Linked DNA regions of Homo sapiens: regions 1 and 2 are each linked to region 3. Evidence: chromatin contacts called from ENCODE Hi-C or POLR2A ChIA-PET data. All regions are on one chromosome and are shown on one strand. Each heading gives the region's core, a stretch centred on a gene start or an enhancer-like site at or near the end of the contact. The rest is flanking DNA. Distances are from core to core; before and after follow the strand shown. Region 1 has its middle 330 kb from the start of RASGEF1B. Region 2 has its middle 180 kb from the start of RASGEF1B. Region 3 has its middle 250 kb from the start of RASGEF1B.

Region 1 (4,249 bases), core at 375-2,874, 72 kb after region 3:
AGATGGTATACACTAGCATGGCCAAGGAATTGTCCAGGTGAGAGGTAGGCTGAGGCCCATACCTTTCCCTTGAATCAGGTGTTGAAAAGGATTATTGTCCTCTGGGATGGTAAAGTCCACTCCTATATACTCTCTGTCTGCCTAAGGCTGTGATGACTAGGCTGAGAATGGATGTGAGGGCAGAATTTCTGAGGGGCAGTTGTGATGGGGAGCAGTGAAAGCCAGGGTGAGCCTACAAGCACAGGATATTAGAAATGGAATGCCATCATTTTTGTTTGCTTGTTTTAAAATAGTTCAAAAGAGTGGTCCCCAGATCCTTTTATAGGAAAGATTCTATATTCGTGCTTGGAAAATAAGGTTTCTTCCATTCAGACTGCTTTCCTGATGACCAGGTCTATAAGAATTAGCACCAAATTGCCTCTTGACATAAAAAGGGTATCTTACAAATCTTCTTGAATAACTGGCAGTTTTTCCAGGTACCTGCCAGATATTGAAGTTGTAGTATTTGGAGGTGCAATAAAAAATAGAGAAAGAAGCTGTAGGATTTTCTGTATTGAGGAGGGTTTTAAATCATTATATGTTAGGTTTAACAGTGTTGAGATACATGGAATGGCAGGTTATATGTAGAAGGGGCCAGGATTCTACTAACATGTTACATTGGACAATCAGCATGAAGATTAGGATCCCAGGATGGATGATTCTGGACACACAAGATTTTGAACTGTGCCTTCTAGATTCATCATATAAATTGATACCTGGAATCAGAGTTCAAGCATTAATTGTATAGGGAGGAATCTCCCTAATGAACAGAGTATGAAAACTCTGTAACTATTATGTGCTTCTCTGTGTTCTACCATCTTAGTAAGGGCAGACCCATTGTAGCTGTGGGAGGGAGGCAGGTTCATGGTGAAATCCATCATAATGGCAATCTATCAGTCCTTGTGGATTAGGAGAAAATCTATTCTCCACTTTGGAATTTTGGATGTATCTGGTCCATGCACATTTGTTCCAATGACTGGTGTGTGTAGGAATGGGTCTTATTATTAATCAGGCTACCAGAAGTCTGTATAATCATGTTCAGGGTCTTGAATGGTTATTAAAGGTCAGCCAGTAGTAATATGGCAATAAGGCAGAGCTGTAGTATTTGAGTTACCTGCTCATATACAGAAATAACTAAATGACAGATAATTCATTAAAAAAGATCCTCCCATCTCTTTATTTAATATCTTTTGGGGGCCATTCTTGGGTAAGTCTGAATTTCAGCAAGTTCTCAGCATCTTCTGGCTGCTGGGAAATCTACCTGATTTCCTCCAAAAACAAAAATCTGCTATAAAAAGCAACACATACACCAAGGGAACAGAATAGAGATTCCAGAAGTAAATCCATGCATTTATAGTCAACTGATTTCAACAGACACCAAGAAAATACAATGGGAAAAAGGACTGTCTCTTCAATAAACAATATTGGGAAAACTAGATATCCACAGGCAGGAAAATGAAAGTAGACCCTCATTTCTCATCATATACAAAAATCAACTTAAAATAGATTAAAGACTTAAACATAAGAACTGAAACCATGAAGCTACTAGAAGAAAATACAGGGGAAACAAGACTGGTCTGGGCTATAACCCCAAAAGCACAGAAAACAAAAGCAAAAGTAGACAAATGGGATTACGTCAAACTAAAAAGCTTCTGCACAGCAAAGGAAACAATCAAGAGAGTGAAGAGACAGCCTACAGAATGAAAGAAAGTATTTGTAAACCATACATCTGATAAGGGATTAATATGGAAATATATAAGGAACTCAACTCAATAAGAAGAAAACAACCCAATTTAAAAATGTGCAAAAGATCCCAACAAGTATTTCTCAAAAGAAGACATACAAACAGTCAATAAGTTTCTGAAAAAAACTGCTCAACATCACTAATCATCAGGGAAATGCAAATCTAAACCACAATGAGATATTATCTCACTCCTGTTAGAATGGCTATTATAAGAAAGACAAAGATAACAAGTGTTGGTGAGGATGTGGAGAAAAGGGAACTCTTGCACACTGTTGGTGGGAATGTAAATTAGTGCAGCCATTACAGAAAACAATATGGAGGTTCCTCAAAATATTAAAAATAGAACTACCATAAGATCCAGCAATCCCACTACTGGGTATACATCCAAAGGAAATGAATGAAATCAGTATGCTGAAGAGACAGCTGCACTCCCATGTTTATTGTAGCACTATTCACAATAACCAAAATATGGAATCAACCTAAGTGTCCATCAACAGATGAATGGATAATGAAAATGTGGTATATATACACATATATAGAATATGACTCCACCATAATAAAGAACAAAATCCTATCATTTTCAACAACATGGATGAACTGGAGGACATTATGGTAAGTGAACTAAGCCAGACACAGAAAGACAAACACTGCATGATCTCACTCATATGTGGAATCTGAAAAAGTTGGTCTCATGGAAGTGGAGAGCAAAATGGTGGTTATCAGAGGCCAGGGTACTTAGGGAGAGGGGGAATGGGGAGATGTTGGTCAAGGGACATATAATTACAGTTAGATAGGAAGAATAAGTTCAAGAGATGTACTGTAAAGCATGGTGATGATTAATGATGATATATTGGATTCTTGAAAAAAAAAGCAGAGGTAGTAGTATGTGAGGTAATGCATTTGTTAATTACCTAGATTTAACTATTCCTCAATGTATATATACTTCAATACATCATGTTGCACACAATAAATATATGATTTTAAAGTCTGCTTAATGGCAGATTTGGCAGCTGCTAAATGAATTCAAAGACATAAGTTACATCTTTGATCTTCAGTGCATCTTTCAGAGTTTGAAACTTCTGACACTCCCTGATATTCTGGTTTATAAGAAAAGGCAGTTGACCATTCAGGTGTCAGATAGAGAGTGGATGTAAAGTGCCATGCTGGAAGACTGAAGCCCTACTGGCCCAGCTTAGTCAAGCCACCTGTCTGCTCCATGCTCTATTTATATCCTGGAATAGTCATATTTGATAGACCTCTCCTAGGTAGTGTTTCCAACCTTTGGGAAAGTTAACATAACCTGGAACTATTTGCTTTGGGGACAAAAATGTTGCCACTGCATTGTTGGCAGCATGAATTTCAATCAAAACAATCAAGGTAAGACAAGATCAGGCAAAAATTGTATATAACTTAGGAACAGAAGCTCATTTTCCTCTCGTGTACCAGTCTGGGGTGAGTGTTTCAGGTTGGCTGTCAGCTCTGCTTCATTTGTGCTTTCAGAGCCTTGGGCTGACAATGGTTCTGCCAGCTTCAACATGTGGCTTCCAAAGCTGCCCTGGTCAGCTAGCAGGAAGGGTACAGAGAGGCCATGGAGAAGGCTGTTCACTATCCTAAGAGCCCCAGCCCAGAAGCAGTAAACATCACTTCTACTTTTTATTAGTGAAACCTCAGTCTCTTGAACCACAACTAACTACAGGAGGAGTGGGAAATTTAACTCCTGTCTAGGTAGACATGTGCCCAGCACACTCTATTACTAGGGAAAAAAGGATGAAAAAGTTTGGTAGGCAGATAGCCTAGCAGTTTCTATCATAGAACAAATACAGGTCAGAAGTCCAAATATTTATTGATGTCTTCCAGGTAAAATTCAGATCATTTAGCAGAGGATCTCAATCAGAGTCTGACCTATTAGAATCATCTGGGAAGTTCTTCCTAACCACGTATGCACGAATCCTACCAGATACAATGACAGACCCTATATTTTTCTTGAGAGTTTAAGTAAGGATGGATATGTGTATTAGGATGTGTATTTAGTCAATATTCCTCCGGGTATTGTGAACCAAACACATGACTTCAAGTTTTCAGTCTGTGAAGCCCAGATGAGCTGGTTTTAGAGAGACAACTTCATGACTCAAGCTTTCTAAGGAGCAGACCTAAGAGATGCGAGTCTAGTTCAAAGAATCCCAGAGAGTGACAACACTGAGGCCACATTAGAGGTGGTGTCAAACAAAGATCAATGAGGGAGGTGCCACAGCTTTCCAGATCACCTAGCAGTGGGGACCTGGAGGCAGTACCCAAGCCATGGAGGAGATCAGGTTGGTAGCATGCTGGGTCCACTTAACCAGGGCCATTGCATCAGAAAATACACTTAGGCATGGGAAACCACTCACTCCCTTAATTCACTGGTTCTTAACTCTGCCTGCAGGTAAGAATCCTCCAAAGAGCTCTCAAATTTGCCACTGCCCAAAC
Region 2 (4,117 bases), core at 1,481-3,980, 74 kb before region 3:
CCAAGAAATGGCTCTTCTTTATCTAGAGTCAATTGCATCCTCTCTCTCTTTCTTTTCTTCTTTGCTTGCCTCCTTCATACTCCCACAGCAACCACCTACCAGACAGGAAGATAAAATAGAAACCAAGAGGAGCAGCCAACTGTAAAGCAGTCAACTGTGGCTGCCAAACCACAGGCAGGCGTAGGGTGAGAAGGGGGGATGTGGAAGAGAAGAAAAAGAGCTATTTATTCTCTGGGTCTCTGACTGGTAATTTCACTGTCTACATAAACAGTAGCTGAGAGCATTAAAAACAAATACAATTATACTACCAACATGGTTCATATTCTTGGGGTCTCCTCTCCATGGGTGGGTCCTGAAAGTCTTTTGGGGACCTCCAATACTCCCCAGCCGACCCCAGAACCCCTAGCCAGTAGATATACCAGTACCACTCATTGCACTCCAGGTTAGCAACCACCATCTCATCTACCCAAATAGTTTCTTCAGCTATGCAACAATGAAGGGTCATTGATTTCCTTTTAAAAATTTCAAAAGCATGAATGTTGCAGAAAACTACAAAGAACAATATAACAACAAACAGTTGTAGCTCTATGGTCCAGATATAACAACTTTTAACATTTGACTGTATTTCTTCCAGGTTTTGGTATTTTTTTTAATGGAATTAAATGACAGACATAGTCAAACATATTTTTCAGCCCATCCCTTTTCCATTATCCTTCTCTGACAACATATATAAATTTTGTATGGTTCTTTCTCAGTTTTAAAAATTATACATATATAACATGCATCAGAAAACAATATATATTATTTTTGTTCTTTTTTGTTTATATAAATGATTCATACTGAGTGTTCTTTCTCCTTATTTTCACTCAACATAATGTTCTTAAAATATAACCAGTTGATGTAGGTCATTACTTTCAACTGTTCATTTTATTTAAATATTCCTCTAAAAATGGACATTTAGATTGTTTCCAATTCTTTACTCTTACAAACAATGCTACAATACCGATTGTATTATATGACTCTGTGCACTTACACCAGAGTTTCTGTTGGGTATATATACAGAAGTAGAATTATGGAGACTTTAGTATTAAATCTTGAATTTTACTAGATGATGTCAGTATATCTTGAAAGTGGGTCTATCAAATTACATTCCCAAGAGTAACGCAGGAGAGTACCATTGCACCCGCATCCTGACAACTCTCAATATTGTCAGATGTCTTAATTTTTGCCAGTCTGACATATTACAATAAAAGGTGTCCTGTGTTGTTTTAATTTTCATCTTCTTGTAAATTATTGAGTTTGTTCCGGTTCAGATTGCCTTCTTTATGACTTGCCTGTTCACATCCTTTGCACATTCTTCTAGGTGGTTATTTGTCTTTGCTTACTGATTTGTAGAAATTCTTTTAAAATATATTGTGAACAATAGTACTTTATCTATTATTTACAAATATTACAAATTTCTTCTCCCTGTCAATGGCTTCTGTTTTAACATTGTTTATGAGTAACTAGTTACTAATTAAATACAGAAGCCAAAAGAAGTAAGCACAGACTCTGGACTTGGCACTATTACATGAACCCTTCAATAAGCTAAAAGATGAAAAAATTAAGACTCAAAAACAAAGTTGTAACTAGAGGAACCAACGTTTAAAGTTGCATCTGGAAACCACAAATCTAGTGTTCTCCACAAACCAACACACTTTCTCATGTGTTCCCTCTTGCAGAAACATTGTAAAGCCTTATCACTCACTGTTAAAATGTGCAAAGATAGAATTTATGGCATCAGAAATATTTAGGAAAGCTTGCTAAAAAGCCAGAGATTTTTATTTTTTAAAACTGGGATTAGTCATAGAAATATGCATTGTAAACAAGCTTCCCAGGTGATAATGATACAGCCTGCCAGTGAGCCAGACTTTGAAGACACTCTTGACAGACAGTTGAGAAACCAGAGCTCTTACTGAAGCTGGTGGGGGCCCATAGAAAGTCTGGGTGTTCCAGCTGCCAGGGCAAATATTTGATGTGCCTCCCTCCTGCTGATCTAGAGACTCCATGAGGTTAGGGATATGCCTCTTCTGTTTACTCCCAGCATCTAGCACAGTGCCCAACTCGGTAAATACTTGTTGAATGAGGAAATGCTCTACTTAACACATTCTGTAAGCCACTGCCCCTGGCTAGGAAGAGTCTTAGGAAATCCCGCACCTAGCCTCAAATTCTCAACTTATCTCTCCTGTTAAAAGGGAGATAGGCACCAATGATTCATTCCACATGCCAAGTGCTCTTGGCCTCAGTTATTGACCCTCTGGACTGACAATTGTCATCCAAAAGTACATATCATGAAAACAAATGATCCTAATTATGGTTGTATCTATAAAATGACAGTCAATTCAGTAGAGAAGCAAATTTATCTAACTCTTTACTATGTGAAAGCAAATACCCACAGTTTCTTTGTAAGCTAATGCTCAAAAGGTACTTATTAGTTCCCCTTTCCATACCTCTCTTTTCACCTTATCCTGGTTCCATAAAGTAGAACAAGTTCCTAAGGGCCCCATAACTAATGAGTTCTCTTTGAGGAAAGCATGATTCATTGAGCCTAAGCTTTTAGCCCTGACAATTACCTGCATCCAGTTTAAACCACCCCTGTCTTTAATCACAACTGTCAGCATTTTCCTTCCTCTATGCTTTAGTCATACACTGTTGAGAAGATCAGTGGGTCTTCTCTCCAAGGCAGGCCAGCAATGATGCCTTTAAGCTAGATAAGAACGTACCATGGCAGATCTGGCTGTGATGCAATGTTCAGAGATGTTTAGCAGGGAAGAAAAAAAAAGTCAGCATGTCTGAGAGCTTTGTCACCTCCAACCAGTTCCAGTTCCTTAAAGGAGTAGATATCTCTGAATATTCTCAAAAGGTGTAATGAAGAGAGGCCCAGAGAAGTATATCTGAGTGAAAAGTAGGATACAGTCATGAGGGGATGCAGTTCAGGGAGGTTCTCACTTATCTTCGATATTTTTATTTTTAGAAATAACATTAAAATTATTTTAAGTATAAAGATGTCAAAACTCCTTATAGGCTTAATCAAGAAACTCACGGAAATGTTACTGAAAGATAGAATGAAGTCATCTTCTCCATAGCTAGAGGAGGTGATACTGGGACGCTTATTTTCTCATTCCTAAAGTGTGGTGAGATCAGTGGCATGAGCTGCAGGTGGCAGCTGAACAGAGGTGGGCGGAATATCTTCTCTGGAGGAGGGTATGGAATTCATTCTCTCTCTTCCACAGGCCAGCAGCCAAGCACAACCCTCTTCTGATCTTCAGAACAATTGGCTTCTCTTCAATTCTTCCCTGGAAGAGGCAGACTGAAGGGGGATCCACATAGAACTGTTGTTTGGGCCTCCTGCACTGTGGGTGTGTGTGGGAGACACTTACAAGCATAATGCACACAGAGTATAGGAATTTATTGGCTGGTTTCATCAACTGACTGTAGTTTCTACAGCTCAGATGAACCAAACCCATTTTTTTGCCTGAAAAGTTATATATAGCCTCCTGAAAATGTTTTAAGACATGTAATTCTGATTAATTTGCACCTGACTCATAAAACCATTTTTCCTATGAGCTTAGTATTATATGATAATTACTTTCTGATCTTTTTAAAGCTCTTGGCCATGGAAACAGGAAGTGGGAAAACAAACTGGAAAATAAAAAAGTTCAAATTTAGGGCAAAATCCAAGAGTCACGAAAATTCTGGCACTATGTATTTTCTGATCTTGACATCACAAATAACCAGTTTTGCCACAGTTGTTTTGAGAAGAAATAAAGACTAGAGTTAAAACAAAGTGTCTGTGGGAGAAAAAAAAATCATATCCCAATTGTTTCCTTATCTTTTTTACACATAAACTAGTGTTTGATGGGAAAAAACAAGATGGAAAAATGACTCTTGGTCTTCTTATGACAGGTTGATTCATACTCCTCATGTCTCAAAAGCTTCAAGCTTCTCAAGCCTCTCTCCCATGATCCAATCTTTCTCACCTATTATTTGCTTCTCCCCTCTCCCCACAAGTGCAGGTATGTGAGTGTGTGTATATGGGTGTATACATGCATGTGTGTGCATGTATGTGTGTTTGTGT
Region 3 (3,905 bases), core at 820-3,319:
ATTATTTTCCCCCAACCATAAGTTTCATCAACCTGATCCACAGAATTTTGGGAAAAGCCCTGAGAGTGCTTTCTCTTTGATCTAATTCCCAGAAAGACTTCATTCAATCCATCCAAGGGAGTGACTGAACTGGTAATAATTCTCTAGAATAGAGATTTCCCAATTGCTCTATGCTCATTCCAATTTTTTCATTTGTAAGGTATTTTCTATTAGTTTAATCCTTCTCTGTCTCTTTCTCCCTTCCTCTTCCTTTTCCCCTCTCTCCCTCTCCCCCTCTCTCTCCTTAGCCAGCAAAATCTGGCCTAACCAGCAGGCTATTAAACAGCACTTCCACATGCTACAGTCCAATGATTTGGTAATTAATTTTCATAATGATGATCTGGAAGGATTTCTACAGCCTCTTGAAAGATCCAAGAAAATATATACCCTACTGGTTATACATATGCTTTGAGTGTGAGAGGTAGCCTGGGTGTCCAGTTCTGGTGGTGTCATTTACTAGCTGTGTGGCCTCGGGCACGTTACTTAACCTCTCTGCCTATTACCATTTCCTCATCTGTGATACGAGGATACAAAGTTTATTAAGAAAGATAGCAGTTAACACTCTAGTTATGAAATATGTCCTATGAACCAGACACTATGCCAATTGATTTGCCTGAATTATTTTATTTAACCCTCACAACAACTGCTGAGTCAATATTAAGGGGATTTCATCACAGTCTCATTTGTTCAATATTAGCAATACACATATTGTACCTATGGTGACTATAAACCAGAATATCTAATTAATGTAAACATCTCATTTCCTCACTAGAAGAAGACACAGGCAGTCTACTTCAATTATTATCCAAAGCTCTTCTGTTCAGATGCGCTTTTGAATTCAGAAAATTTTTGGACTTTAGAAAGACAATATGGTTCATATAACAAACAGAACACACTGGTCTGGGGCAGCATCCTGTAACTGAACGCATTAACATTTCTGCTCTGAAACATGAATCTTCTCCCTAAAGAGAACAACACAGAGCTTCCTGTCATCTCAAAACAGGTTTTGTTACCAAAAGTCATTCAGAACAGGTAGTTTTACCATCAAATAAGTTAGAAAAGAAAAAAATAAATAAACTTAGGCTATTGTTTGTATTTCAAAATTTCAGATAGGACATTGTGAACTTTATTACACAAAAGCACTAAATAAAGAATCAAGATTCTAGTCCTGGCTCTAGTAGTAACCGCTGTGTAATTGTGGGCAAATTGCCAAGGTGCTCTGGTTTCAGATTCTTCATCTACAAAATAGGTGACTACTACTTTCTCCTAAGTTATACAGAAGTAGCTGTGAAGATCAAATGAGATAGAATTCATCAAAGTATTTTGAATAAGTGAAGTGTTTACCAAATTCAAGCTGTTTATTATCTTTTAAAATGATTTTTTCAATGATTATAGATTTAATTATGCACTACTGCTTCTTGTTTGAATGGCACAGTGTTGCTTACATGGGAAAAGATTCCCCAATTAAATCTCCTTTTTGCATGTATCACTGCTGTTGTTTCTTATACATCAATAAAGATCAGCAAATACATGATGACTGCACTACTGAAATATTTCTCTGGGTTAAACTACAAGAATCACCTCTAGGAAATAATGATAAGCTGCTGTGTCAAATCACTGCAGTTACTGAATACCTGAAAGACCATTTTTTTGTTTTGAAGAAGCAAGCTGTTCAAGTGTCAGGTTGATTTTAACCTGATTTTACAACTTCTTAAAAATCTGCTCATGTCTTCCTTTTCTGGGCGGTCTATGAAGACAGCATTGGCCTGGGAGTTTGATGATCCAGTTGCTAGTCCCAGCCTGACCTCTAATGTTCTGTGTCATCTAGGACAAGTCACAACACCTCTGAGATGAACTCTCCAAGTCCCTGAGCCTAGTCAGACTTTGGGAGGCAAGAGAGGGTTCACTGCTCCTATTTGTTGTCCCCAACAGAAGACTTTCAAGCCCTGGTTGTTCACAGGATTCAAGCCCTGGTTGTTCCTGCCACACACTCCTGGCTGGCTGGGAGCTGCCTTTGCACTGATATCAATCACATGTTGCTGATGTCAGCCCAGCTGTGACAGCTGAGGCCACCACCACCCACAGCTGACTGAGTGAGTCACATCTGCCTGCTTTCTCTTTGACATGAACCTCTCGGAAGCCCAGGGACAGAGCCCATAACCTGCTTCTCCCTTTGCAGCTCTTTATATTCTTTCAGCTTGCACAGTCTCCATGGCTGAGTGATTTGTCCCATTAGCCATGGTTTTACAAAATTAACCATGAATGTTCTCCAGCATCCGTGGTAACCTTTCTGCCAAGGAGCAATTATAACTATAAGATATCTTCTTTTGATGTTGACTTTTACAAACAGAGGATCCCTGGCAATTAAAATGCAATGAGGTGGTTATCTCATTAAAAAAATTATAAATACTCCCTTTCATAGAGACGAAGGACACATTAAGTAACCTTTACTATATAATAAAGCTGGTAATTATTATCAATAACAGAAGGACATTCTGTGTTTTAAAATCCAAGGTCCATGACATATGTGAAATGGTAGGGTAAATGTAATATAGAAAAAAAAAAAACACTAGACTTAGAACCTGAACTTTCCTTGCCCCCAAGGAGGCTGTGATCAAACAGATGAGGCAAAAATATAAAGCGATTATATTATTATATTTATTATATAAAATAATATGTAGGGGTGGAGCAAGATGGCTGAAAAATACTCTCTAGCAATTGTCTCCCCACAGGAACACCAAATTGAACAATTATCCATAAAAGAAAGCACTTCAGCAAGAAGAGTAAAAGATAAACCTACCAAAAATAACAACTATGACTGCTTTTTAAGTGATAGACAACATAAAAGACATAAAAAGAGACAAGAAAAAGTCTAAAAGCAGGATAGGAATTAAAATGTGGAGTGTTTCAGTTTTCTCTTTGCTTGTTTGTAAGCAGAGTTAAGTTGTCATCAGCTTAAAATAATTGGTTATAAGATGTTATTTGTAAGCCTTGTGGCAACCACAAGACTTAAACCTATGGTAGATACACAAAAAATAAAAAGCAAGAAATTAAAAAAATACTACCAGAGAAAATCACTGTTACACAAAGGAAGACAAGAAGGAAGAAAGAAAGGAAGAGGACCAACAAAACAACCAGAAAAGAAAATGGCAATAGTGAAGTCCTTACCTTCAATGATAACATTGAATGTAAATGAACTATATTTTCCCATCCAAAGACAGAGTGGCTGAATGGATAAAAATAGGACTCAACCATATGTTGCCTACAAGAAAATCACTCCACCTATAAAGACATGCATAGACTGAAAATAAAAGGTGGGAAAAAATATTTCATACAAATGTAAACCAGAAAACAGCAAAAGTAGCTCTACATTTATATCACATAAAATATATTTCCAGACCAAAACTGTAAAAAGAGACAAGGTCATTATTAAATGATAAAGGGGCCAATTCGGCAAGAAGATATAACAGTTCTAATTATATATAAGTCAAATGCTGGAGCACTCAGATATACAAAGCAAATATTATTAAAGCTAAAGAGAGGCATATACCCCAATGCAAAATTAGCTGAGAATTTCAACACCCAACTTTCAGCATTGGATAATCATATATACAGAAAATCAACAAAGAAACGCTGAACTTTATCTACACTATGGACCAAATGAACCTAATAGCTATTTACAGAATATTTCATCCAATAGCTACAAAATATTCATTCTTCTCATTGGTACATTGAACATTCTCAAGGATAGATCATATGTTAAGCCACAAAACGAGTCTAAAAAAATTCAAAACAAATAAAATCATACCAAGTATGTTTTCTAAATATGATAAAACCAAACTAGAAATCAATAACAAGTGGAACTT

What was found. A loop is a pair of places that touch in the nucleus more often than their neighbours do. ChIA-PET counts read pairs that join two places held with the same protein, here RNA polymerase II (POLR2A). Pooled maps may share reads with other maps.
Region 1: a loop to region 3 is called in a pooled map, with 3 times the contacts of the local background. The contact joins two enhancer-like sites. A Hi-C loop is called at or near these places in 4 of 50 pooled maps. POLR2A ChIA-PET finds 5 or more read pairs at or near these places in 2 of 52 experiments (AG04450 and OCI-LY7).
Region 2: a map of naive thymus-derived CD4-positive, alpha-beta T cell shows a loop between it and region 3 (2.7-fold over the local background). The contact joins two enhancer-like sites. A Hi-C loop is called at or near these places in 1 of 168 maps with a recorded cell type or tissue (naive thymus-derived CD4-positive, alpha-beta T cell) and 5 of 50 pooled maps. POLR2A ChIA-PET finds 5 or more read pairs at or near these places in 2 of 52 experiments (OCI-LY7 and activated CD8-positive, alpha-beta memory T cell).

The regions. Positions count from the first base shown.
Region 1 is chr4:81,795,352-81,799,600 of GRCh38, forward strand. No RefSeq gene overlaps it. Among named protein-coding and RNA genes, the nearest start is that of RASGEF1B, 330 kb to the left of the region's middle. Within about 2 kb of position 1,625, at least 2 of the 41 ENCODE cell types and tissues checked have a DNase peak (open chromatin) inside an H3K27ac peak, as active enhancers do.
Region 2 is chr4:81,648,966-81,653,082 of GRCh38, forward strand. No RefSeq gene overlaps it. Among named protein-coding and RNA genes, the nearest start is that of RASGEF1B, 180 kb to the left of the region's middle. Within about 2 kb of position 2,731, at least 4 of the 41 ENCODE cell types and tissues checked have a DNase peak (open chromatin) inside an H3K27ac peak, as active enhancers do.
Region 3 is chr4:81,723,147-81,727,051 of GRCh38, forward strand. No RefSeq gene overlaps it. Among named protein-coding and RNA genes, the nearest start is that of RASGEF1B, 250 kb to the left of the region's middle. Within about 2 kb of position 2,070, at least 3 of the 41 ENCODE cell types and tissues checked have a DNase peak (open chromatin) inside an H3K27ac peak, as active enhancers do.